Regions from separate parts of the Homo sapiens genome. Here region 2 is linked to region 1. Evidence: chromatin loops called from intact Hi-C (ENCODE). Cell type or tissue: natural killer cell. All regions are shown on one strand. Links, peaks and the distances in the headings refer to the core of each region. The heading gives the core; the rest is flanking DNA.

The links. A loop is a pair of places that touch in the nucleus more often than their neighbours do. Peaks named below come from ENCODE experiments on the same cell type or tissue, not always from the same donor. Only the 100,000 strongest peaks of a DNase experiment are listed, where the experiment ranks them.
Region 2: it touches region 1 in a loop (2.8-fold over the local background); 1 of 110 quality-filtered maps calls a loop at or near these places.

What each region holds. Positions count from the first base shown.
Region 1 is chr5:39,251,086-39,262,274 of GRCh38, reverse strand. It overlaps a transcript of FYB1 not described here. Among named protein-coding and RNA genes, the nearest start is that of FYB1, 37 kb to the right of the region's middle. RefSeq lists an enhancer at 5,516-5,725. In natural killer cell, for the core only: no CTCF peak of the experiment used is centred there; a DNase peak (open chromatin) is centred at 5,604.
Region 2 is chr5:39,158,403-39,169,591 of GRCh38, reverse strand. All of the region lies in intron 2 of FYB1 (FYN binding protein 1), which reads left to right. It also overlaps the pseudogene GOLGA5P1. Among named protein-coding and RNA genes, the nearest start is that of FYB1, 56 kb to the left of the region's middle. RefSeq lists an enhancer at 11,151-11,189. In natural killer cell, for the core only: no CTCF peak of the experiment used is centred there; DNase peaks (open chromatin) are centred at 4,601 and 5,371; H3K27ac peaks cover 1,170 bases.

The DNA.
Region 1 (11,189 bases), core at 3,554-8,553:
TTCTAGGCATTAATCCTGTGTCAATTACAAGCATTGCAAATTTTGCTCTCCCAGTCTATGGCTTCTTTTTAACTTTACTTTTGGTGTCTCTTTTTTATACAGAAGTTTTAAATCTTAATGTTGTCAAATTTTAAAATAAGTCTTTATCATTTCTGCTTTTGATGTCCTTTTAAGAAATTAATCCCTACCCCTTAAATATTAAAGTCATTTTTCTAATTTTTCCTTGAAGTGTTCTTGTTTTTAAGACTCCATTTTCATGTTTAGGTCTTTAATCATAAGGATACCATTTATATTTGTGATGCAAGGCAGGCATCTAATATTAGCTGATATGGATAACCACTGGTTGCAGTATTATTTACGTTAGCTTGTTCTTTTCCCCCATCACTTTCTAATGCCTCCTCTGCCACATATTCATTTCCCATCTTTGTGGGACTCTGCTTCTGGGCTTCCAACTCTGTTACACTGATCAATATAGTTCATAAAATTCCATGTTCATCATTATTTCTTTTCTTTTCTTTTCTTTTTTTTGAGACAGAGTCTCGCCTTGTTGCCCAGGCTGGAGGGCAGTAGCACGATCTCTGCTCACTGCAATCTCCGCCTCCTGGGTTCAAGTGGCTCTCCTACCTCAGCCTCCCTAGTAGCTGGGATTACAGGCACGCACCACCACACTTGGCTAATCTTTGTCCTTTTAGTAGAAATGGGGTTTCACCACGTTAGCCAGGTTGGTCTTGAACTCCTGACCTCAAGTGATCCACCTGCCTTGGCCTCCCAAAGTGCTGGGAGTACAGGCGTGAGCCACTGCACCCAGCCTCATTGTTTCTTAATTATGCTCTTTTGCTCTGGATTCATATATCTTCTTGCACGGGTACACATAACTCTTGCCTGCTGTCTAACAATTTCTTTGTGTGTGTGTGTGTGTGTGTGTGTGTGTGTGTGTCTTAATCTACACACGTTCTTTTTTTTTTTTTTAATTCTACTTTAAGTTCGGAGATACATGTGCAGAACGTGCAGGTTTGTCACATAGGTACATGTGTGCCATGGTGGTTTGCTGCACCTATTGACCCATCCTCTATGTTCCCTCCCCTCGCTCCCCATCCCCCAACAGGCCCTGGTGTGTGTTGTTCCCCTCCCTGTGTCCATATGTTCTCATTGTTCAACTCCCACTCATGTGTGAGAACATGCAGTGTTTGGTTTTCTGTTCCTGTGATTGCTGTCTAACAATCTCTAAGATTATTCAATATTTCTACTATTATTACACAAACACAACCAGGATCTTAATACAGGGTAATTGCCCATTTAATACAATCCTTCAACCCTATTTCTGGTTCTTAAAACTTCTGCTTGGAGGAAATGAACATCACTGTCATTTACACTTAATTGGCCAAAGTAAGTCATATGGACATATCTCAGTTAAACAGGGCAGAATTTATGAGGATGTATAATCCCCACGCATTCAGGGTCATGTCAAAGAACATCAACAATTTGGAAGAATAGGAATATTATACACTACGATGTATACAGTATAGGTCTTCAAATGACTGAGAACTTCATTTTGACATCACTCTTAAATGATAGTTGAGCTGACTATAAATATTCTAAATATATAGTTACTTTTCCTCACCACTTTACAGACTTACTTGATTGGCTTCTCACTTCCTTTGTTGCCAGTGGAAGTGTGCTTTCAAATCTAATTGTCATTCCTTGTATTTAAAATTGTCACCTCCTTTAAAATCTTTATGTTCTGAGCTTTTACTATGCTTCACAGAGACGTGAATTTATTTTTACTTATCCTGCTTGGTACTCCTAGTATCAATTTAAAACAGGAGGCTAAGAATATTTTATCTAAAGAGACCAGTAGTCAATGTTTTAGGCTTTGCAGGCCCTCTCACATCTGTCACAGCTATTGAACTCTACTGTTGTAACAAGAAAGTAGCCATAGACAATGCATAATAAATGGGTGTGGCTGTGCTCCAATAAAACTTTATTTATAAAAATGGATGTCAGTCTGGATTTACCCAACAAGCTATAGTTGCCAATCTCTGATCTAAAGCCTAATGACTTTCTTCAATTCTTTAGAATTCTCAGCCATTATCTTTTCAAAGCCATTACTCTATCATTTCCTCCTTCCTATGCTTTTTGTCTAAAGCTCCTATTAAAGCTAGTCTCTGATCACCTATCCTCCATGATTTTAATTGCTCTTCCAAACTTTTTATCTCTGTGTCTCTCTTTGATGAATCTTAAATCCATTTATCAGCTTCATCTTTCCATTCACAACTTTTTTTCGTATGTGTTGAGTCACCAACTGTCCTAGTGTGTCCAGCACTCTCCCAGTTTTAGCACTAACATCCCATGTCCTAGAAACCTTTCAATTCCAGACAGACCAGGAAAGTTGCTCACCCTATCTAGAGTGTCCAATGCAGATTTTATCCTATTTCTTGAGTTTTTGTTTTAATGATAAAGTTTGTATTTCCAATTTTTGGAATTGTTTCTCTTATCCCCCACGTTCCTGCCTAATATGTGCATGTTTTTGTTTTAAATATTCTTATATTCTGTTTTGGATAGTATTCTATTATTTCTTAATGAATCCTAAATTCTTAAAGTCCTTTTCAGATTATTCTATTGTTTTAATTTAATTGATATAACTGTATATTTCATGGATGATTTTGTTGAGTTCACTTTGTCATTAATAGTTTTCTTCCTGTGTTATGGAATTTCATGTTGTAGACAAATTTCAAGGAGGCTTTGTTGATCGGTTGGTTAGTTTTCTTTCTACCTGCCTTCACTCCACATTCTCTCATGCTGTACTTACCTGTACCACTTCTTCCTGAGGCCTCCAGCCCAGAGCCAGATCTACATGAACATCTGGATGATTCAGGCCCACAGTAATTCTGGACATTTCGCATACTCGTTACTAAATCAACCAGCCTACTGGCCTAGCTCCTGGTGCTGTGCTGTACTTAGTCCAGGGTTTCTTGTTCTGGAACTGGGTTTCCTGCAGTTTTGTGCATTGGAGAATGATTATCAGCATCTCTGGTCTCTACCAGCTAGATACAGTTGGACTTCAGCACTTTTGTGCATTGTTAGATGTTTAGTAGCATCTCTGGTCTCTACCAACTAGACAGCAGTAGCACCTCCACACCCTCCCATGTGACAACTCAAAGCATTTTCAGATGTGATAGAATGGCCCATGGTGGTGTGAGGGGGCAAAATCCCCAACCCCCCAGTTGAGAATCACTGGTTTATACCAACACAATCTCAGCAACATACGATTTAGTCCCCTTTCATGTTGCTGAGGAGGGAAAAGCATGTCTCTTACTGCCCTTGGTTTCACAGAGTGACCCTACACTATAAAAGCTAGATTAACAAACCCTTCCATACCCTGAACCAACAGCCGCCTATTCAGTCTTCCAGTCTCACTCATTGCCTTGTGCCTCTGTTCTCTTTCCAAAACAGAAAGATTTATCTTCTTTTTAAGTGTTGCTATCTTTACATTTTTTTTCATTTTATATTTAATCTATCACTGACATGTGCTAAGTCAGTGAGAGAGCCAAAAGCTTTCATTTACTAACCAGAAGTTGATTGCTCTCCTCCATCTCTTTTCCTGCATTTCCCTTTAGCTCCATATCTTCTGGGTTTTTGTTGTTGTTGTTCTTATTGTTGTTTTGTTTTGTTTTTGACACAGGGTCTTGCTCTGTCACCCAGGCTGGAATGCAGTGGCACGATCTCAGCTCACTGCAACCTCTGCCTCCTGGGTTCAAGTGATTCTCCTGCCTCAGCCTCCCAGGTAGCTGGAATCACAGACATGCACCACCACACCCACATAATTTTTGTATTTTTATTAGAGATGGGGTTTCACCATGTTGGCCAGGCTGGTCTCAAACTCCTGACCTCAGGTGATCTGCCTACCTCAGCCTTCCAAAGTGCTGAGATTACAGGTGTGAGCCACCACGCCCGGCTAGCTTCATATCTTTCGTTTCTCTTTTCCCCCTTCATCCCTGATTAATGGTATTGAGTAAATCAACAAAGGAGAGGAAATGTTTCAGCATCAGGGTAGATGAGACACTAGGAGAATTAATCAAGTTACTTCCAGGTCTCCATTACCACACTTCACCCCTACTCCAACCTATTAAGACGGTGGTTCTCAAAGTGTGCTCCCAAACCAGCACATCAATATCACCTGGGAACTTAATAGAACTTCTTGGGCCGCACCCAATACCTGCTAAATAAGAAAGGAGGTGGGGCCCAGCCACCTGTGTATTAACAAAGCCTTCCCAGTGATTCTGATGCACGCTCAAGTTTGAGATCTCCCAAACCCAGACACAGCTAAAGACGCTTTGGATCAGTGGTCCTCAACCTGGCTGCCCATTTTAACTGCCTGTTGAATTTTAAAGTATGCAGCTGTTTGAGTGCCAAGCCCAGAGATTTTGATTTGGCTGGCCTGGTGGCTCAGGTACTTTTTTTTTTTTTTAGTCTCCAAATGATTGAAACATCCAGTCAAAGTCTGCTTTAGTTATTCATTTACTGTTTAGCCCATTCTGATCATCACTTATGCTGGTGTTTTGGAATTCTAAGCGAAAATTGGTAAACTTCTAGTGAACAAAGTTTAAAGTGATCTCTTCTGGAGCTTGACTCCCTTGATTTCTATTTCAGTTCTTCTCATTACAATTTACCTTCTCTGTGCCTCAATTTCTCCATATGTAAAAAGCGATAAGTCACTATACCTACTTGTTAAGTTTATTTTAAGAGTTGCATGGGTTTATGTGTGAATATCTTCAGCATAATGCCTGTCACACAGCAAAATCTACACAAAATATTTCTAAAAGATTTTGTAAGTTCTACATGCAAAAAAAAAAAAAAATTCTGCAAGACGAACCTAAGTCAAAATAAGTATCTTGGGAAGAGAGACTTTTTAAAAAGTATTTAAAGGGTATTTCTCTTTTTTTCATATTAGGACCTTTGCTTTATAAGTCCTACTTTTTCCCAAAAACTGTTATATGCTGTTTAAAAACATTGGTAAAAATTAACTTTTCTCATAAAAAATTTTAGAGTTTTACTATATGCCTTTTAAAACTAGCTAATGGAATTTTAAACCAGAGTTCAGAATATTCTATACTCAGATTTGAGCTACAGAAACTGATAAGCCAACAATAAATTCAGCCCTTATGCAAGTTCTGGCAGAAGTGAAAAGACATGGAGATGAAATTAACATCTGCTGAATCTGATCTATAACAGATATTTAGATGAAATTATTTCTGTGAAATCTAGTGAAAACAGTGAAAACACTTTCACAGATGTTTGGGAGGCTGAACTTACATGAAAATGTTTGACTTTTCAAGGTATGGACATAGTCCAAAAGAACTACCATCACTTTTACTCATTGCAACTTTGAAATAAAAGTAGTTACATTCACTTTATCACAAGAGGACATTCATCCGAGAGAAATTAATTTTATCACATGTACCCACAACTACATGAGACAGCATTTCAGGCTGGGTGGACTTTTTTCAATAGCAGAACATAGCCACCCAACACAATACAGCTGCAATAAACACTGCTCAAATTAGTCATCTAGGAGGCAGAGAAGGGGAAGACAGGGAATTTCCAAACTATGTCTTAATCATCAAGCAAACCAACAAAAAAGACTGTGAGGGTGAAATCGTCGTAGCTTCCGATTTCTAAGCAAAGTCCACCTGTAGCTACCAACCATGCCTACTGCAGATGGTTGTAAAACCTAGCCACCCTGAGCTAATTTGATAAGCAGGGCAAGGAGAGAGGTAGGGCATTCCCATAAAACAGCCAGGATAACCATGTCTTGATGGCTAATTCGGCATGAAAACCCGTACGTAATATTCTAGACTCCTTGACTCTTCAATATTCTCATTTTTCTCACTATTCTACCCTTCCACACGGTAAGTCCTTCTTTTTAATTTGTAAGCCACATACACCAAAAAAAGGTGGGGAGGGCTGCAAACACATTCCTGGGAAATGATGCTAGGTCTCCCTTTTGATCACTGTGAATACTGGTTTCTCCTTTGGGTTCATTGCAGACAGGTAGTCAATCTATAGGTGAGGAAAAAATGCCTTCTTGGGCAGGTAATTTGCACAAACTAGAAACACACCATATTTTTGCATTTGTAATATCTGTGTTACCTTTCCATTGCTAAGATCTGTATTTAACTGAATGGCTATAAATACTGCCCCCATAAATACTTGTAATTAAAGAAAGATTCTATTTAACGGAGCACTTACTATGTTAACTGTTCTAATACATTTGGACCTTTAAGTGACCTAGATCATCAGTGGAAACAAAGGAGAGATACTGATTAAAATTCAAGGCTCCTTGAAGCTAGCTGGTTGAGTGTGGAAGCCTTACCTTGACAGTAAATTCTGTTTTCTCAAGTTCTCTGAGTAGCTCTTTTCTTCTTGTTGCATCCTCCACACTGAGACTGGATTGGTCTTCATTAATAGACCCACTGGATTTATCTTCCACAAGCCTGCTTTTTATGTTACCTACTTTGTTCCTGAAAACATTGGAGTTGGTGATGCAGTTCAGATAGTTTCCCTTTGGCTTTAAAGTATACAGTTCTGGGTATGTAGAAAGAGTCAGGATAAGGTTTGGTAAAGTTTGTCCTCTGCGTAGGCAGCTGATTTTGGACATGTTTGGACTGGAAGCAGTATCTAGGTGTGGAAAATGGGGTCATATTTAAATGAATAACATCCTGCTTGGAGGTTATGGACAAGTCTTGAGTGTGCGTGTGTGGAAGGAATTTAGGGGTGGTTAAAATTTGGTATAAAAAAAGGTACTGAAGTCTGCAACTTTGAAACTCATCCAAAAAAAAAAAAACAGGTGAATGGATAAATGGAGAGATGTGATAAAGCAAGGATGCAAAATGCTAACCATTAGAGAATGTAGGTGGCAGTACGTTGGTGTTAACTTCCAACTTTAATTTCAACTTTTGCAAATGCTTAAAATTTTTTTAAAAAGCGTGGAAGGGAAAGTTTAAATGTCACATAGACTGGGCAAGTAGAGCTGGGAAATATGGAACTCCATTTTCTATATTCTTAACCCATGTGTTTATACCTCCATTTATCCACCAAATGAAATATCCACAATAAACCTTTTCCCCCAAATGTAAATAGCTCCATGATTTTCTCCTCTTGTAAAAATGAGATGCATGTGATGATAAATTGTTCCGAAAATATAAGAAAATGTAGAAAAGGTAAAAATCTTACTATCTAAAGAAAACCACTATTAACACTTCAATAAATATTTTTCTAGACATATCCCTACACAAAGTATAAGGCCTTTCCATTTCTGCCTTTTACAGCTGTGCTTTTGCTGCTTCTCCTTCACTTTCCCCTCTGCCAGATCAGGTCTGGCACTTCCTTTAATGTTTGGTTCCAACTTTCTTTTTTCATGAAAACTTCCACTTTGCACTCTCTCCAGCACTAATCCCTCTTGATTTGGTGTGTCCTGTCTTCAGCATTTCTCTTGTCAATGCCTTGAAATTCTCATCAAGCACCTTTAGTTTTCAGATGCATTTTCTTCCCAATTATTTTGCATTCCACCATATTATTTTGCATGCCTCAAGTTGCCAATATGTTTTCCACAAGGCTTGCAATTTTACAAAAACCTGTTCTGATTAAGGCAAAACCATGCTTCTAACTTAATAAGTAACTACACAGTTTAAAACAAAATCCTCCTTCTAGATAGAAATGAGGATATTCATGCCAACCAATATATGCTAATTTAGGGAAACACTGAGATTGTAATTGTAAAATAGAATTTTATTTCAGAAAATATAAGCCAGATTCAGCTCCTGCTGTTTTTGCTTAGATTTTGTCATTGTCCAAAACCACAGTAAGATATCATCTCACACCAGTCAGAATGGCTATTATTAAAAAGTCAAAAAATAACAGATGCTGGCTAGGTTGTGGAGAAAAAAGAACGCTTATACACCTTTGATGGGAGTGTAAATTACTTCAACCATCGTAGAAGACAGTATGGCGATTCCTCAAAGACCTAAAGACAGAAATACCATTCAACTCAGCAATCCCATTACTGAGTATAGAGCCAAAGGAATATAAATTGTTCTATTATAAAGATACATGCACGTGTGTGTTCTTTGCAGAACTATTCACAATAGCAAAGACATGGAATCCACCTAAATGCCCATCAGTGGTAGGCTGGATAAAGAAAACGTGGTACATATACACCATAGAACTACTACGGAGCCATAAAAAATAATGAGATCATGTCCTCATTCATGGATGGGACGTGGATGGAACTGGAGGCAATTATCCTTAGCAAATTAACACAGGAACAGAAAACCAAATACCACATGTTCTCATTTATAAGTGCAAGCTAAATGATAAGAACACATGGACTCATAGAGGGCAACAACACACACTGGGGCATATCAGAGGGTGGAGGATGGAAGGAAGAAGAGGATCAGGAAAAATATTGGGTACTAGGCTTACACCTGGGTGATGAAATAATCTGTTCAACAAACCCTTACAACACACATTTACCTATGTAACAATCCTATACATTACAACACACATTTACCTATGTAACAATCCTATGCCTTACAACACACATTTACCTATGTAACAATCCTATACCTTACAACACACATTTACCTATGTAACAATCCTATACCTTACAACACACATTTACCTGTGTAACAATCCTATACCTTACAACACACATTTACCTGTGTAACAATCCTATGCCTTACAACACACATTTACCTATGTAACAATCCTATATATGAACCCCTGAACCTAAAATATTTTTTTTAAAAAAAAGATTTTGTTGTTGTCATTTCCCAAGGATTCATGATGAGTCATAGGTTCAGTCTCTGAAGAGCAGGAGAGGTTCTGGACTCCCCAGATGGCTTTTGGCAGTGTTTATAGACATTTTTATTTCATGGGAATAAAACTAGGCTTTGGGTCTTTAAAATGTGAAAATAAGTACTCACTTATATTTGAGAGTTATCTTTAATATATCTACTTCAAGGAGTTTCCATCAGTTCACATTCTTGCATTGTAAATTTTAAACATGGTTTCCTAATTTTATGGAAGTATCTTATTTATTACCACTGCAATGTCATCTCAGTGAATCTCAAAGAATTAGCTTAATAGACTAGATAATGTGAGCAGTAAAACGTGTACTTTTCTTTAGGAATAGAAAAAATCGGATTGTTTCTGTCTACCCCTTGTAAGCATAGCATTGTCCTGAGCTATATCAAGGTTCAAATCACTTTTTAAACTTTGTATTTTAGGAAATAAGAAATATAATATGAATAACAATTGCTAACATTTTACTAAGTGCTTCCCCTATGCCAGACACAGTTGTAAGTATTTTTAAAATGTCAAATCATTGAATTCTTGCAGCAACCCTGGATGAGGTACTACTTTTACTCCATTTCATGAATCTGGAAACCAGTGGGGAGAGAAGTTAAGTGATTAGCAGCCAGAAAGATCCAATCCTAGACTGTCTGGCCCTAGAACCTATGTCTAAACTATTCCACTCTCCTAGTTCTCTAGGGTAAAAAGAAAGGCACCAACCCAGTCTAGCGGTAGAATACAAAGAGAACTTGCTGTTTCATAAACTTAGTATGAGTTTGCATGTCTCTCTCTGTATGTGTGTTACTAGGTTGGTACCAGATTGTTAGTTAACTGTGCTAATGATACTGTGAGCCCTTCTCTTAAGACATATGCTTTGACCTTTTTAAAAAGAATTGGGAAGAATTTATACCAATTGATTTCTCCTTCCTTGCATAACAGATTGTTTGTGTGTTTGTGTGTGTGATCAAAAATATATTAAAGAAAATTTTAAAAAATTCCACAGCCATAGCTATTTCCCTTATATTATGTGACCATTCAGTCTTTATCTACAAGTATATGCATTTTGCATAATTATCATATTATTTTTTCACTTAAGTTTAATTCATAAACATTAGCTCACATTCTTACACACTCTTCATAATCCTTTTAATTATTGCAACACATGCCCTGTTTTTGTTATCTTTAGAATTATTACACATTATGACTCTGTTTTGAGCCATCTATATTTTATTTTATTTCTTTATTTTTTTATTTTTTATTTATTTATTTACTTTTTTGAGACGGAGTCTCGCTCTGTCGCTCAGGCTGGAGTCCAGTGGCGCGATCTTGGCTCACTGCAAGCTCCGCCTCCCGTGTTCACGCCATTCTCCTGCCTCAGCCACCTGAGTAGCTGGGACTACAGGCGCCCGCCACCACTCCAGGCTAAATTTTTTTATATTTTAGTAGAGATGGGGTTTCACCGTGTTAGCCAGGATGGTCTTGATCTCCTGACCTCGTGATCCACCCGCCTCGGCCTCCCAAAGTGCTGGGATTACAGGTGTGAGCCGCTGCACCCGGCCCTATATTTTATTTTTGTACCTTTATCATACCTTTTAAATTACTACTTTACATTATATTACCCAATAGAACTAGTGTCCCTCATTCCTTCCCTCATTGCTTCTATTTTCACAACATTTACTGATGTCCTTATCCATGTATAAATAAGTAAACTTTATAATAATTTTACTTAGTTCTTAAATCCTAGCTCTGATTCTAATTGTATTTTTCTGTTTCAAAAAAAAAGGATTAGTATACAGGGTCTAGCTTTCTTTCTTAGCATTCCTATGTATAGGGTGCACCTTACTTTTCACACTTTGCTCTTTAGAGATTTTTTCCAACTACTCAAGTAGCCCTACCTATTCTCAGGATGGCTTTAAGGTCAAGGCAGGATCTGGCCAGGGAGTAGAGAGCAGCCCATATGGAGCATCAGCCAATCCCACAGTAAATACAGTTCCAGTTCAAATGATTCCCCTCTAACTGAGTGAGCTAAGTGGTCTCTGGCAATGAAGGGCTACTTATTATATTTTTGTTGTTACCATTGTTGTAATTCAATTTAATTTTCCCCTAGTGTGGTCTATAGGGTATTTATATTAACTTATAAAGTGTTGGGCTATGTATCATTCTCATAATTTCATGGTCTAAATTAATTCCTTCAGGATTAAACACTACTTCTTATTATCTCAAGAAACACTGTTGCAGATCACAGGCCTCTATTTTCCGTTTTTCCAGGTTCTAAAATTTAAAACTTTAAACAACAAATCACTCAAGGTTTGAGTGAGATACATTCACCCACAAGA
Region 2 (11,189 bases), core at 2,388-7,387, 92 kb after region 1:
ATTACAGGCGTGAGCCACTGCATCTGGCCCTCCTTGGTCTTTCAACTGGAGCACCTCAAACAGCAGATGGACTCTGCCTCTGGAAGTAGTAGTAACGGGTCTTCGATTAATATGTCTGAAATTGTCAATGGTGAAGGCACTCTTCTGTGAAATGTTCCTGTTCTTTTTAATGGCACAGAAACTAATCTGGCAGGAATGTACGGAAAAATTCACAAAGCTAGTTCAATTGACCGGTTTAGTATTCGTCTGGGAATTTTTCTCCAAAGATACCCCATAGCATGAGTTTTTGTGATTATATATATGGCTTGGCTTCACCTCTGGGTCATGATTGTTCTGTTGACTTATACACCAGAAATGCACCACGACCAACCATATGGCAAATGAACTGAGCCCAGATGTTGCAATGATTAGTTGTCTTTTTCTAAACTTGGGATCTGCAAGAAGGCCAATTGCCTAAAATTTCTGAGAATGTGCACAAGATTATTTTATCACTACAAGCTTTTAACTTTTTAAGTTATTATGCAAGTATTCTGCTACCTAAATCTTCCTATTTCCTTTAAATGGTAAGAGTTTCTAAAAGAGACAATAATTTAACAAGCTCAACTCTGCTTTTTCTGAGTTCAGTGGTCCTAATATACATGTAGAGAAAGATGCTGGTGGTGTTCACCTCTGTACAGACCATCTATATGTTAGGTGACATTGATAATGGGTTACAATCAGGGAAACTAATTGTATTTAGTGACAAAAATAAAAAGTTTCCTATTTTGATTAAAAAAAGAAAAAAGGAATTAATATGAATGATTATTACATATTCATTAATTATGTGTTCATTTCACCAATTGACTATTATGTTTGGACTTTATACACGATTATATGCACAACAGTAAATGTGACTACGGTTTTTAACTTAATTTTTATAATATAGTGACAAGATTTAAGAATTAGACTTAGAAGCTGTAAAACCTGGCATTGTTTGATATTATAGTTAGAATTATTAAGCAAAGTATACAGATTAGATAAATAAGGTGGAGGTATCTTTACATGCAATTGATAACCTAACTGTGGCAATTAGGGCAGTATAGATCAACCCAAGGTCTTTGGACATTCTCAGAAATCCACAAATTTCTTACACAATTTTTTACATTATGTTTTCATTCAGTGAAAGTCTAAAAAAAAGTTAATGGAAGAATAACTTTTTCATTAATTGTCATTAAAATACACCTTTACTTGTCTCAGGCTAACAAGTGCAGGCCAAACATTGTCATGATGAACTACAGAAACAAAGGTTTTACAGTAATTGAAAGAAGAAATGTAGTGGGAAAACTGAGTTATAATACATGACATGATAATATAGCAATGCTAAACTCAAGAGAAATATTCCTGATTACGGCACTTTAATTAAAAATGGAATATGAATGTGGGCTAAAAGTTTTTGAAAAAAATAGGCTTACTCAGCAGTTAAACACATGCTACCAATTGCAAAGGTTTATTAGCACCGTAAGAAAGTTACACAGAGACACATCTAGTTTGACTAATTTTTTTTCACTAAAATATCCATAATAAGGGAAGAGAATTAACATTTATAAAGTGTCTTTTGTGAGTTTGTGATGGGCACTGTTGTTAAATAATATAATTGTCATAACTTTATTGTGGAGTAGAATTTTTGCCTTTTTACAGAGTAAGCTGATGCCCTGGAGGATTAAGTGATTGTGCTAATGAAATTAAAAAGTGATTACAAACGTCCAGTGACGGAGAGGGTATGAGGAGACAAGACTTCATTGAGGCACATTGCTGAAGCCTCACTGGAGGACAATTGGCAGATCCTACAGGAAAATAAAATATGCAAATCTTTCATCTCAGCAATTCTACTTTTAGATCTCTGTCCTAGAACACTTCCCCCCACCACTGCCCTGCAGTTACACAGAAAAGCACAAGTAGATGCTTAACATTACATTGTTTTTAGTCAAGGGGGAAGACTGAACAAACCTGGACTATCCCTAACACAGAATACTCTGGAACATTTACAAAGAACAAGATAGGCCCAGAATAGGCAGCACAATATTCAGCATGCAGAGCAATTTAGGTTTTTAATCAGATATTCCTGTGCATACATACAAAGGTCAGTAAACACTTAGAAAAAGTTCTGCAAAGATAAACAATGGTAGTTTCTGGGAAAGAGAGGGCAAGGAGGAGTGAGAGGTCATCTGAAACTCTACTTTATCTGTGTTGTAAAGCTTCTTCCAGAAATGAGTCATGTATTATTTGTGTAATAAAAAATAACTTAAAACAAAAACAAAAACAAGGGAGAGAGAGAGAGAGACAGAGAGAGAGAGAGAACTACCCAAGATCACACCTCTAGTAGAAGCTTGATCCCCGCATCATCTCATTTCAAAACGCTCGCTCTCTCCACTGTGCCCCACTACTTCTTTGTGGCTTTTATATTTTTTTCCTTCTGTGTCTTTTCTTCTTTTAGGTTGGTGCAAAGTTAATTGCAGCTTTTACCAAAAGTAATGGCAAAAACCGCAATTACCTTTGCACCAACTTTATATATCTTTCTCTCCTCTAAAACCTGATTTATCATCTTATGTTTATGTGCTATATTTTGACTCAGGGTCCCTCCTTTCTTTTTTTATTTATATAAATTTAAGGGATAAAGTGCAGGGGTTTTTTTTCATGGATACCGTGTGTAGTAATGAAGTCTGGGCTTTTATTATAACCATCACCAGAATAGTGTACATTGTACCCATTAATTAATTTCCAATCCCTCACTCTTGCCAACCCTCCCACCCTTCCCAGTCTCCAGGGTCTATTATTTCACACTCTATGTCCGCGTCTATATTTAATTTAACTCCCACTTACAAGTGAGAACAGGTGCTTTTTGACTTTCTGTTTCTCAATTATTTCATTTAAGATAATGTCCTCTACCTCCATCCATGTTACTGCAGAAGACATAATTTTATTTTTTTATGGCTGAGTAGTATTCCACGTATACCACATTTTCTTTATCAGTGTCATCCATTTTATAAGTTTCATCCATTGATGGACACTTAGGTTGATTCTATGACTTTGCTATTGTGAATAGTACTGTGATAAACATACAAGTGCAGGTGTCTTTTTGGTAAAATGATATCTTTATTTCTTTTTTTTTTTTTTTATGAGACGGAGTTTCACCTTGTTGCCCAGACTGGAGTACAACGGCACAATCTTGGCTCACCACAACCTCCACCTCCTGGGTTCAAGCTATTCTCCTGCCTCAGCCTCCCGAGTAGCTGAGATTACAGGCACCTGCCACCAGGCCCGGATAATTTTGTATTTTTAGGACAGAAGGGGTTTCACCATGTTGGTCAGGCTGGTCTTGAACTCCTGACCTCAGGTGATCTGCTTGCCTCAGCCTCCCAAAGTGCTGGGATTAGAGGCATGAGCCACTGCTCCTGGCCGATTTCTTTTCTTTTGGTTGAATATCCAGTAGTAGGATTGCTGAATCTTACAGTAATTCCATTTTTAGTTGTTTGAGAAATTTCCATACTGTTTTCTCTAGAAGCTGTACTAATTTATATACATTCCCACCAACGGTGTATAAGCATTCCCTTTACTCGACATCCTTGCCCACATCTCTTATTATTTTATTTTTTAATAATAGCCATCCTGACTGCTGTACGATGATATCTCATTGCGGTTTTAATTTGCAATTCTCTGGTGATTAGTGATGTGGAGCACTTTTTCATATTCTTGTTGGCCACATGTGTGTCTTCTTTTGAAAAATATCTGTTCAATGTCCTTTGCCCACTTTTTAATGAAATTATTTTGGGGGTTGTGAGTTGATTGTAGATTCTGGATATGAGTCCTTTGTTGGATGCATAGCTTGCAAATGTTTTCTCCCAATCTGCAGATTGTCTGCTTATTCAGTTGATTATTTCTTTTACTGACAGAAGCTTTCTAGTTTAGTTAAATCCCATTTGTCTATTTTTGGTTTTGTTGTATTTGCTTTTGAAGTCTTAGCCATGAATTTTTGCCTAGGCTAATGACCATAAGTTTTTCCTAGGTTTTCTTTTAGTATTTTTATAGCTTCAGATCTTACATTTAAATCTTTACTCCATCTTGCATTAATTTCTTGTGTATGGTGAGAGATAGGAGCCCAGTTTCATTCTTATGCATATGGCAGTCAAATTTTCCCAGCACCATTTATTGAATAGAGTATCATTTCCCCAGTGTACATTTTTGTCGACTTTGTCAAAGATCAGTTGGCTGTGGGTATGTGGCTTTCTTTCTGGGCTCTCTATTCCATTCCATTGACCTATGTGTCTATTTTTATACCAGTGCCATGCCGTTTTGGTTGCTATAGCCTTGTCGTATAATTTGAAGACAGGTAATGTGATGGCTCCAGCTTTGTTCTTTTTGTTTAGGATTGCTTTGTCTACTCAGGGCTCTTTTTGCTTCCATATGAATTTTATGATTATTTTTTGTAAGCAATGGCAACAATAGTCATTGCCATAGCAAAAGTAGCAAATATTTAACTTAACTGAGTACCTTCTCTTGTCACATGTCTGTATATGTAGTTGTGCTTCTTACAGGTTTACTGAGTCATAGTCACTTTATCTCCCTTTGAGTCACGCTAAGAACACTTGCTCTGTCCAGGCACTACAGGGAAGCTCTGCCTTCTTTGTTGGCAATTCTAGTTCTTTCTCCAGTGCATTACAATTCTTTGCCTGGTCTAATGGTCTAATTTGTCCCTTTCAAAACTTCATAGTTTTAGCAAGGAAAAGCTTGCTTCCTGGATGAACCACACTGGTCAGGCAATTTCCTTTATTAAAATTTCTTTGCGAGGCTTTCTCTTTCTTTACTTAAAAAGGGTGTATGTCATAAATTAATGTAGCACAGGCCAGTCATGGTGGCTCACACCTGTAATCCCAGCACTTTGGGAGACTGAAGCAGGTAGTTCACGTGAGGTCAGGAGTTCGAGACCAGCCTGGTGAAATCCTGTCTCTACTAAAAATACACAATTAGCCAGGTGTGGTGGTGGTTACCTATAATCCCAGCTACTCAGGAGGCTGAGGCAGAAGAATCGCTTGAACCTGGGAAGTGGATGTTGCAGTCAGCTGAGATCACATCACTGCACTCCAACCTGGGCAACAGGGCAAAACTCCATCTCAACAACAACAACAAAAAAAGAACGTAGCCCAAAAATGTGCTGTGTTGGGTGTGCAGAGTTTTTTGTTTGATTGATTTCTTTTGTTTTAATAGTTGCCAACATTCAAAAAGTAGAGGATTTTATAGAAAAATCTAGTCTTTTTCTTCACATATTTACAGTGGGCTGGAGCCCCACAGTGGCCACCCACTGAGACAGGGCATTAGTTTCCTGTTCACCATGGTCACGTGCTCCCAGCTCAGTGCACACAGGCATGCTCCTGCCTGGCACCCACAGACAGCTGAATTTGGAGCACATGCTTTATTTCTCCTCTGTTTGCCCCTCTCTCTCCCTGAGGATGTGCTATTGCCTCTGCACATCAAGGTTTATTCCTTCTCTGCTTATAGATGTTATATTACTGGCTTATATTGATTTTATCCTAAAAGTGTTCTCAAAGGATTTCTACTGTTGATTTAGCCAAAACATTCACTATTCCCTCAAAAATTGAAAGTGTTCATCTGAGGATGTTTCTAAAACTTGATTTCTAGTGCTTTCTTTGCTCCTATAGAAGTTATTAGTACACTTTTAAAATAACTTTTCATATTTGAAGAATATTCAGTTATTGCCTTATGCCCAAATATGTTGTATCTTAGAGGAGGGAAGAGACACCCTGTAATCTATGAGCATCTGACAAAGAACTTTTCTTATATGCTGACATTTTTCCTTCTTAAAGTCACACTTAACCTTCCAAAAAAAGATCCAAAAGTCAGCAATATCCTGTCTAATTACCGCCTAATTTGAATTTCATATTATTTTATGACTGGAAAATGAATAAACTCATTTATAAAAACAATTTACCTTTCATGATTACATATAATTGAATAACCAACAAAGTTATTGGGGAGGTGAATTTTTAACTGTTGAAAAAATTATTCAGAGACATTGAATGTTAAAGTTAGATCTGAGTTGGAAGAGTTTATGACAGTGATCAAAGCCTTTCTGTACTTATTTTCCTCTCATTGATCATTAGATTTGTTTTGATCTCTACCTCTTCACCTCCATTCTAATTTCAGCTTTGATTATCTATGTAAACATTGATGTTTCAGTATTACTTTTCTTTCCACTTTGTTGGACTGTTCTAAGCTGCCTAACATTTTCTTGGCAGTTTGCATTCAAAGCAAAAGATTTCATACTAATATAATTACAGTGCTTTGTTTTCAACTAAATTGGTTTTCAAAATTTCCCATTCACAATGGTTTACAAATCCTTTGAAGATAAGAGCAGATGGCTTTGAATTAGGGCAAGGAAAAATTCCGTAAAACTAGATTTTCTAAGTCTGTGACCCAGGCGTTTCAAGTCCTTAGACTTGAAGGCTGCCGAGGATTGAAAATTTTTAATGATACTTTTACCTACATAACAATATCTACTAATATGTTTGTATTGTATATGAAACTCTGTATTATATCAAATACCAATCATAAAAGAGAATGTTCATTTTTCCAGCTATTTAATTAAATAGGATGCTGTACTTCTAATATTCTTTATAAAGAAGACATACTCACACAAATAAAATGTCTTATAAACATATGAAAGAATGCTCAGTCTCACTTATAAATATGAAAATCCAATTGATATAGCATTTATGTTTTACCTATCAGGATTATTAAGACCAAAAATGTGTGATAATATACATGCCAGTGAAGTTATGGTAAAACAGGTATTCTCCCACTTGTTTAAAAAAAAAAAAATCACTAAACGGCATTACTTACCAAAACTTTTTTTTTTTGAGATGGCGTCTCTGTTGCCCAGGCTGGAGTGCAGTGGCACCATCTCGGCTCACTGCAACCTCCGCCTCCCTGGTTCAAGCGATTCTCCTGCCTCAGCCTCCCGAGTAGCTGGGACTACAGACAAGCGCCACCACGCCTGGCTAATTTTTGTATTTTTAGTAGAGACGGGGTTTCACCATGTTGGCCAGGATGGTCTGGATCTCTTGACCTCATGATCTGCCCACCTCGGCCTCCCAAAGTGCTGGGATTACAGGTGTGAGCCACAGCACCCAGCCTACCAAAATATTTTAATGCTCAGTTCTTTTGACCTACCGATTTCACTTTCTAGGAATTTATCCTACAGGTACATTTATGCTTGCAGTCAAAGACATACATACAAGAAAAATTTTATAATTGTAATTGTCTAAAATAGCATAAAATAAGCAACAATCCAGAGTTCCTCAGAAGGTTGAATATGGAGTTACCTAGCAATTCTACTCTTGGTATTTACCCAGGAGAAATGAAAACATAGGTCCACACGAAGACATACATTAACGTTCATAGCAGCATTCTGTATAACAGGCAGAAGATAGAAACAACTTAAATGTTCATCAACTGATGAATGGATAAATAAATGTGACATATGATGAAATATGATTCAGCCATAAGATAGTAATATTAATATCTGCTACAATATAATTGAACTGCAAAAACAACTAAGTGAAAGAAACTAGTCACAAACAACCACATATTGTATGATTCTGTTGACATGAAATATCTGGAATAAGCCAATCTGTAAGAAACCAAAAATAGATTATTGGCTGCCTATGGCAGCAAGGTTTGGGGATAGGGATGGGGAGTGACTGCCAGTAAGTACAGGGGTTTATTTTTGAGGTGATGTGTATATTCTAAAATTAGATTATAGTACTGGTTGCACAACTGTAAATATATTAATACCATGGAGTTGTATATTTTAAACCAGTTTATTTATGTGACTTATACTTCAGTGGTTATTTTTATAACCTAAGTGACCAGAAATAATGAGACTGGTCACATAAAATAAGGTAAATCCATGCAATGGAGAACTCCACTGTCATTTAAAAAAAAAAAAACCAGATTGCTCTTTTTGTGCCAATATATAACATCTTTTTAAAATTAAGTTAAGAAAGCAAAGTACAGAATAATGTATATACCATGGTTCCATTTCTGTAAAAAAATACATAGAATATATTTCTTGAAATATACCTAAGAAACTAGTAACAACTGTTGTCTTTGAGGCTTGTAACTAGACTATGGGGGTCTAGAACAGGGGTTTTTCTTTTCAGCATTCCCTCCTATATTTTCTTAAATGTTTTACTGTGCAGATATTTATTTTACAGTTTGCTTTTTTAAATTATTTTTGTTTTCTAAATGGAAAAAGGACAAAAGAAAAAGAAAATCAATCAGTGAAACATTAAATGTGTGATACATGCAGTGTCATAGGGCATACGCAGGTGTTGACAGTGGAGACCCACCTCAGAAGCTCACTGTTTAGCTAGGAAGAAAATGAATAAATAAATGAGAAAGTAATTTATGGTAATTTTAAATAAAATAAAAATGGTGTGAGAAAACACATACCAGTGCTCTGCGTACAAACAGAGAGCTCTCTGAGCTAGGTGATAACACCAGGGAATCACAGGACAGCCACACCACACTTCAAAAGGGCAGGCAGTTTTTTTAAATCTTGCTTTTAACAGAATGGTCAGATGTGTGGCAATTAGCATGTCATTTCGAGCACAGGTGGCAGTTTAGAAAACTTCTAATAAAAGTTACTGAAGTATGATGATCCCAATCTCTCTGCACAGATGGAAATAAACATGTCCTATCGATCTTTAAAGCGCCTATCCCATACAGAACACAACTGTCTTAGTTCCTAGAGTAATTCATAAGTAGCACTGAATACCTACTGTGTGCTTGGCAGATAGACATATTTTGAATTCTTATAGCAGCCCTGCAAGTTAAGAGTCAGTAGTCCCATTTTAATAGGCATAGAATCTAAAACCCAGAGAAGCAAAATAAATTACCCAGTGCCTTACAGCTAATACTGGGTGGGATTAGTAGTCAAGCCCTGGCCTCAATAACTTCAGCACAAACATTCTTTCTGCCAGTCTTTCAAATCCTCATGTTGAAAATTGTTTCTGGTGTGTTTTGGAGTGAAGAATCTGGAAGTAGTATTTGGTTGTTTTGGTGCCTACTGGGGTAGATCTAGGGATTTAAACTTCTTCATTCTTAGACTATTCTAAGATTCTCGAACAAATCTAGGATTAGACATGACTAATTTGAGGAAAAAGTGGTTTCTGTTTGTTTATTGTTTTCTTTGCAATTGAGGGGAGTAGACTGTAGTGTATGAATGGGACAGCCAGATCAATTAGTAGCTAAGAAGAATAGGACCATTTATTAAGAACTACCATACCATGTGTCAGATGCTTCTGCAGAGTGCATGTATGTGACCATTTCGCAGATGAGAAAATGAAGACTTGGAGATGTCAAGCAACTTAACCAAGTCTTCATATTGAGTAATAAAAACTGGAAGGTTGATATAAAAGTGGTTGAATCTGAATTTAAACCTAAGCCTTTCATTCTTTACTTCTCCATGAGGCCATCCAAACACATTTAAGATATAGAAGTAGCAAATGTAGGGGTTTTTTCCAAGAAGTTTGGCCATGAAGAAGAGGAACAAAATCAGCTGGTATCTAGGGTGGGGGAAGAGGTTAAAAAAGGATACTGTTGTTCTTCTATAGAGTTGAAGATATCAGACCATGTTTAAGATGGAAAGTGCATTGAAAAGATGAAACGCACAGTTCAGAGCACATGGTAAGTGCTTAGTGAATGTTTCTTGCTTGATGCAATGAAGGAGTTAATAATAAAGGGAGTGGGCTGTACAAGGAAGCAGGCACTGATGGGAACTAAAATGCCATTGTTAGAATGTGCAAGGAGGAATGCCATCTTTCCAGAGAATCTGGAGCAATAGAAAAACGGGAGAGCAAGATATCAGGAGATTTTCAGTTAGAATGCAGGGCAAGTGGAGATAGTCAGATGGGGCATTCTCCATGTTCTTAGTAAAATAAGAGGTAAGGTCATCTGTAGTACGTGAGGAAGGCAAGGGTAGGGTCTGGGAATGAAGGGGATTACAAACAACCTTTATGGTAAATGTGGTAAGATCTCAGTGAGACTCAGTCCTGAGAAATTCTGTGTTTACTTTAGATGCAAATGACTGTATGTGGCCATGCAACCATAAGAGATTCCATTAAGTGTCCACTCAAATAGTTTTACAAACTACTTAGTGCAGAGTTCACCAATACAGACTCTGGCAGCGCCATGTAGTTGCTAGAGCTTTTCTTCTTGTTTGAATGGGAAATGCTATGTACCTATACTGGCCCAGAGAAAATAAAAGTCTATATGCCGAGTTGCCAGCCCACGGCTAAAATCTGAGACAAATGCTTAATAATTCTCAAACAAATAGATGATGAAATTAAATAATTTCCAAATTTCTTAAGTTAAAGTAACAGAAATGATTTTATATGTGGCACCCCTCAGCCTTGTGTGACCATCTTTTATGTTTATGCAATGCTTCAGACTTTTTAAGATGCTTTCACATGTATTAGCTTATTTCATCCTTAAACCCTTTGAGGTAGTTAGGGCTCGATTACTCCCATTTGACAGATGGAGAAACTAAATCACATGGAGATTAAGTGATTTGCCAAAGACAAATAGCTCTTTGGTGATAGAGCTGGAGATAAAATCAAAGTTTTCTAATGCCTGGTCTAAGATACCCCAAGAAAAACAGAATTAGAAATGCCAAGTCTAGGGTCAGGGTTTTGTGGCAATTGGGAGCAGCAATATGGTATAACGTCTTTGGTGTTGTTAAGGAATCCATGGATTTAAAAATGAAATTGAGAACCAGATCTCCACATGTTCCTTATGCCCCTCGGGACATGAAGACTTTAGGTACCTTCTTAGTCAAAAGTCACAAACATTAGAATCTACAAGGTAGATATCCTAAGTCTTCATAGATCTTTGTTACCAGAATGTTGTAAAAGTATCCAGAACCAGCATTTTTGACCAACAGAAATACATAAAATGCAAAGTTTGTGAAGTAATACAATTTCCATTTCCCATGAGTATACCACCACCCTCGTTGGGTCCTCTCTATTCATTTCCACCTCTTCTGTCCCTGCTCCATCTTCCATTGCCCTCAAATCCACTTTTCTGTTTATAGAGATTTAGATCCTGACAAAATCTCACCATTTTGGGTAGCC